Linked DNA regions of Homo sapiens: region 1 is linked to region 2. Evidence: chromatin loops called from intact Hi-C (ENCODE). Cell type or tissue: PC-3. All regions are shown on one strand. Links, peaks and the distances in the headings refer to the core of each region. The heading gives the core; the rest is flanking DNA.

Region 1 (2,915 bases), core at 94-2,593, 140 kb before region 2:
AAGTCAATAATAAATGAACTAGTGGTTTAAGCCTCCATTAATAATATTTTCTCTTCATTACAGGTGAAAACAGCCTGACTAATAACACTCCCAGACCATGTTACTGGTCTCAAATTGTTCTGGCCTCCGGAAAGAAAGCTATGGCTCACTGGAGTTGAAGATAAACTAGCAATTTATTCATTCAATATTTATTGAGTCCCTACTGTGTGCCAGGTACTGACTTAGGTTCTGGATTTGAAATCCAAAACCAAACTTGGAAGATGTGGGAGGCATCAACAAGAAAGAGATGAAGCAGGGTCCTCCTGATGCTCTGACTGCTAGTGAACACATGCGGAGCGCTGCCGTGGCCAAGCACTGTGATAAGCACATATCACTTCACGTGCACACCAGCCTCCTGTGGTAGGTAATGGTATTAACCCCACTGTGCAGATGAAGACACTAAGGCTCTGAGAGCTTAGAAAACTTTCTCATGGCAACTTGGCTAGTGAGCATCAAATCCTTTACCCTACACTTAAGCACTTCACAGGTAGACAGGTCATGAGCACCCCTTTTGCAGCCAAGAAGAAAAGGGTGTAATTTGGCAGAGAACAGGGAGAAGTGCTGTGTTGGTCAATCAGACAGCTAAGGAGTGAGTGAGTGAGCAACAGATCACCCATTCAAACTAATGTGGGTTCATGTCATCATTTATGGGGCCTACCATGAGCAACCACTGCACTAGGCTCCGGGATGTGAGACCAGACAAGACGCTGTCCCTGCCTCCAGGGCCCTTGTAGCATGGACACCAGTAAGCAGATGACCAGAGGCCAAGTGATAGGAGCTGCATTCATCATGTGCACAGGTGGCCTTGGAGCACAAAGGAGGGCTAGGTGGATTTTGACTTAGGAGAAGGGGAGAGAGCTGGGGACTGAACGCTGCACAATGGGGGTGATATTTTACCAGGATTTAAGAGCAAGGCTCAGGAAAACTGTTTGGAGGTTTCTCAAAAAGTTAAACATAGAATTCCCATATGACTCAGCAATTCCTCTTCTAGACATATAGCCAAAAGCACAGGATACTGGGACTTAAACAGGTATTTGTACCTCAGTTATTATGTAGTACTATTCACAATAGCGAAAGGTAGAAACATCCTGAGTGTTTATCAGTGGATGAACAAACCAAGTGGGTATATACACACAATGGGATGATATTCAGCCATTAAAAAGGAATGAAATTCTGACACATGCTATGACGTGGATGAACTTTGAAGATATAATGCCAAGAAATCAGCCAGACATAAAACCACAAATATTTTATGAGTCCACTTACAGGAAGTACCTAGAACAGGCACATTGATAGAAAGTAGATTAGAGGTTACCTGGGACTGGGGAAGTGGAGAATGGGGTGCTTCATGGATTGGGGGTTTCTGTTTGGAATGATGAAAGTTCTGGAAATTGTGGTGGTGGTTATGCAACATTGCTAATGTACTTAATGTGAATGTCCTTGATGTGACTGTACACTTAAAATGGTTAAAATGATACATTTTATGTTATGTGTGTTTTGCCATTACCAATAAAACAAAATGAAACAGTCAGGCTCAAATTTCACCCTTCTGGTTTTGAAAGTCCCTGATCCAAGGCCCCCCATGAAGCCACTGTCAGCTCATTTCCCTCTTCATTAAATTCATTCCTCATCTGGCTTTGCTTTGGAGAGGTTATTATTGGTAATCAACCATCAATTCATCTCTAATGATGCAGCCTGAACACATTGTTGGCTGAAGCCTGGACCACATCTGCCTTGCAGGGTGACATTCCCAGGAGGTCTGGATGACCTCTGACCTCTTCCCACCCCTCTTTGGACCCATAGAGGCCCTGCTTCTGCCCTTGGCCTCTCTCCTTCAAGTCCCCAGGACCAGTCTTATAAATCAGCAGTTGTCTTTCCTGGGACTCTGAAGGCCTCTCAAATCTACCCCTTCTGCCTGACCCAAACCTGAAACTCTATCTTTAGAGTCTGAGGTGTTTGACTCAAGGCACTGTGACTACCCAGAGAGGCACGCTCTCAGATTTCACTGGAGGGCAGGGGACCCAGGAAGGGAGAGAGGGACGGACAAAAGAGAGGGAAATTCAGCAGCCTCAGTAACTATGCTAAGGAGGGCTGTGCCTGTGTTTCCTGAGCTGTGAGAAGACTCAGCTTCCAGAAGGCTGACAGATCAGACGGGTGCTTCTGCGTAAATTTACATGAAAACTTATTGCTTTTCCGAAGGGCACATTTTAAACAATACCTTAACCCAAAGGATGGAGATGGTGGCATTTTAAGGCACTGTGCCTGATTTGAGGAGACTGCTGAGGGCATCCGTTGGAATCCCGAGCCACTCAAATTCCACTGGAAGGTGAGGCCAGTTCCTCTAGCTAGGTGTGGCCAGCCTCACTTCTGGGGGTTGGGACAAAAAGTAACACTATGCAAACAATGTGCATCACGTCTCTCCTGATGGAGCGACCAGGGCTGGGAGGCACACCCGGGTGTGTGCCCGAATGCCAATTTTGCAGCCTCAACTTGGATAAAGTATCCCAACCTCTCAGTTTCCTCACCAGTGAGAGGAGGACAAGCTGAGCCGCAGGGAGGGATGGTAAGCAGCAGGTGAGAAGGCACGAGGACACGGGACAGAGCAGTGCTGGTGTGGAGCTCTGCAAGCGCCCTCCCCCAAGGTCTCAGACCCACATCTCAGGACCTGTCTCCAAAAGAACGAGTCACCTAATACTAAGCACAGAGTTCACCGCGGGAGTCAGACACCAGCTGCAAAGTCAGAAAGGAGGCTAAGCCACAACACTATCAAAATGCTGGCCTGAGAACCTGATTTTTTTTTTTAAAAAAGAAAATCCTCAGTTCTCGTAGGATTAGACATTTCTTTTGTTCTCCCTCAGCAGGCTCCAGGGCAGCAG
Region 2 (2,915 bases), core at 132-2,631:
CCTTATAAAAGCCCATGCTCACAAGCTCCTTGCATTGTCTAGAATCTGCCCTCCAAAAAGTTTGGGGTCAGTGAATGAAAAACTGCAAACAGAACCCACATTAATGAACTTTGAAAAAAATAGTAATTTATTTTGTAGGGCAGTTTTAGGTTTACAGAAAAATAAGCATAAAATACAAAGATTTCCACCTACCCTCTCATCTCCACACCAGTTTGTCCTATTAGTAACATCTTGCATGTGGTGCATTTGTTATAAATGATGGGCCAATATTGATGCATTAAATAAAGCCCATAGTTTACATTAGGTTAATGAATGTTTAGATTCTTAGTTTTCATTCAAGTGAGATGAACCCAAGTCTGGAGTTTTCCATACCTTTCTCTCTATGTCTCATTTGATCCATGACCTCCCCCGGCCAGTCCTGTGAATGTGGCATGACATTTCTCTTCTCTGGCTCTGCCGGTGTGGATGGTAGCCTAAGCTCCTTCCAGCTCTAAAATCCCACAAGTCTCTATTTCAAGTTCCTACCTCCCTCTATTATCCGTTTGTCTGTTTAATCTGTTAACATTTACAATGGAGGTTGATCCTGGGAGGAAAGGTCTGGGCTGCTTTTGGGGTGAAGGGAGAGGGTCGAGGAGAGCATTTCTCTTTCCTTGGATTTTGTGTCCACTCAACACATGAAAATATATTCAGTCTTCCTAGCCTCTGCTCCCGCCCCTTTCCCATTGCAGCACCCAGGAGAAAGGTTCTCAGAAAACATCCAGGTACGTGCCCTGTGACTTCCTGTCACCATAATGACCCCCCAGGTTAAGGAGGAGTGGAATCTGTCATCATCTCACTCCCAGACACTCTTGGGTGCCTCCCAGCCAGTACTTTTCTCCCTACAGCTCCCCCCATCCTCCCCACCACCTGCAACCTCACACCTGGCTCCTTGCTCTCTCTCCTCCCCAGTGCTCTGCAGGCCATGGGAAGCCCCTCTCACTCCTGGGAAGTGGGAAACAAGATCCTTCTCTTGCAGGCATTGTCCGGTCGCCCTCCCTTTGGCCCTCAGTTACATGCCCTCTTCAGCAGTCTTCAACCTGGCAAATAACACGTCTCCACTCACACTTACCCACCACTGAGTGGCCTGGGATTTCCACCCTGGTCCTCCAACCAGTCAGAGCAGCTACTCTTTGGTCTGTTTTAAATATGGAGCTTCCGTTGAACATATCGTTTGATAAAAAGCCCACGCTTGCGCTTCCTGTGCTAGCTGCTTGCTGTGTGACTTTGGGCAAGTTACTTAAGCTCTCTGTGCTTTGGCTCCTTCATCTATAAAATGGGGATAATAATGGTATCTGCTGCATAGGCTTTTATGAGGATTTGATGAACATAATATGTGTAAGCACTTAACGTGTCTCGAACACAGTGAGCATTATATAAATATTAGCTATTATGATGATGATGATATTTATTTTTTTAAACCCTGCCTTCTGTTGGCTCTCTCTTTGATCCTCTTGGCTCTCCTCCCTCTCCTTTTCCTAGATGGTTTCCCAGACCTTATCAATATCTACCCTTCTCCTCTGCCCACTTCCTGCCATGGTCAGCCACCAGCAGTCCCTGTCCAGCAGGGGGCTGGTGGCTGAGGCCTCAGCACCACGACTTCTCAAATCACTGATAAAACAATTTTTTTTTCTGCATTTGGTTGGAAACTCTAGAAGAAAAGGCACATTGAGGCCACTAGGCTGGAAGAACAGACCCATCTTCCCTCCAGTTCATAAGCAACCTCCCCTGCACCACCCTTCAGGTGCCCCTACCAAAACTACCCCTTCTGCCTTCTGAATTTAGGACAAATGTACTTTTCTCTCCAGGCCCTTCTGTCCAAAACCTCCTTTCCTAGAGACTCTATTTACTCCCTTTGTCCAAGGCTGAGATGGCCCTATCTGTTCCCTTGAAACTCCCTTATGTTACCCTTGCTCAGGGCATTTTGGGATGTCTATGGGTGGTTGGTGCCTGGTGCCAGGCTCTGAAAAGGAGCTGGGAGTAATGGGAGTGCCTGTTCAGGATGGACACACTAGGGGGTCCTCAGGAAGTAGGGCACCCATAGCCCTGTCCGAACTCATCCATTTGTACCCCACAAATCAATATCCAGAAAGGATGTATCTGGACTGAGCTAAGTTTGCTTGTACCAGAATTTTGGATGAAAAGGGTTGTTTAGCCAAAGAACCAAGAAAACAACATTAGAAGGCTTTTGTTTAACCTACTTAAAAGTGAGAGTGTTTTTTAGACTTCGGTGCAACAGTTTGTATGTAAATAGCTTGTGCTAATTGCAAATAAGTCTTATCTCTTCTTTAAAGTAGACCCTGAGGGATTTTTATCTGGAAATACTTTGTTAGCAGTTACTCCAAAGCAATATAATTACTGTTCTCTCAAACATTCTTTAATACAGACTTGTGTCTAAATCAGGGGAGGAAAGAAGGAGCTAATATAAAACCTTGTCACTCACAAAGCCATCCTTATAAGGAAGAACTTTCGAGCCATGTGAGCCGTCAATACCCAAGAGGGTGTGGGGAGGGAATGAGCTGCTCTTGCAAGGATTGCAGGAAAAGAAAGGGAGGTGCTGGGGGCGGGGAAGGAACCCTCCCCTTCCTTTGTTTTCTTCACCCTGTGCCCTAATGAGAGGCTTGGCCAGAGGAGAGGTGGCATTTCAGCACAAACTGTCTATCCTGGACCGCAGGATGTTAGCAGAATGGGTATTGGGGTGAGATAGGTTGAGGGAGGAGGCCCTTTTCCAGAAAAGGAGCTGTACACACTCACCATGCTGGCTGCCTGGTCTCAGCCTCAGGATTAGGACTGTTGGGATACAGAGCTCTAGGGCAGCTATAGGTAGAAGAGTAGCTTTCTGCTGGGGCCGGGACAGGAGGCGTTCACTCTCAAGCGCC

Evidence for each region. A loop is a pair of places that touch in the nucleus more often than their neighbours do. Peaks named below come from ENCODE experiments on the same cell type or tissue, not always from the same donor. Only the 100,000 strongest peaks of a DNase experiment are listed, where the experiment ranks them.
Region 1: a loop joins it to region 2, with 3 times the contacts of the local background. A loop is called at or near these places in 2 of 110 quality-filtered maps.

Annotation. Positions count from the first base shown.
Region 1 is chr18:46,320,115-46,323,029 of GRCh38, forward strand. No RefSeq gene overlaps it. Among named protein-coding and RNA genes, the nearest start is that of ARK2C, 12 kb to the right of the region's middle. In PC-3, for the core only: no CTCF peak of the experiment used is centred there; DNase peaks (open chromatin) are centred at 1,247, 1,977 and 2,427; H3K4me3 peaks cover 1,260 bases; H3K27ac peaks cover 2,500 bases.
Region 2 is chr18:46,463,849-46,466,763 of GRCh38, forward strand. No RefSeq gene overlaps it. Among named protein-coding and RNA genes, the nearest start is that of ARK2C, 130 kb to the left of the region's middle. RefSeq lists enhancers at 926-1,425, 2,329-2,915. In PC-3, for the core only: a CTCF peak has its summit at 1,600 (motif pointing right); no DNase peak of the experiment used is centred there.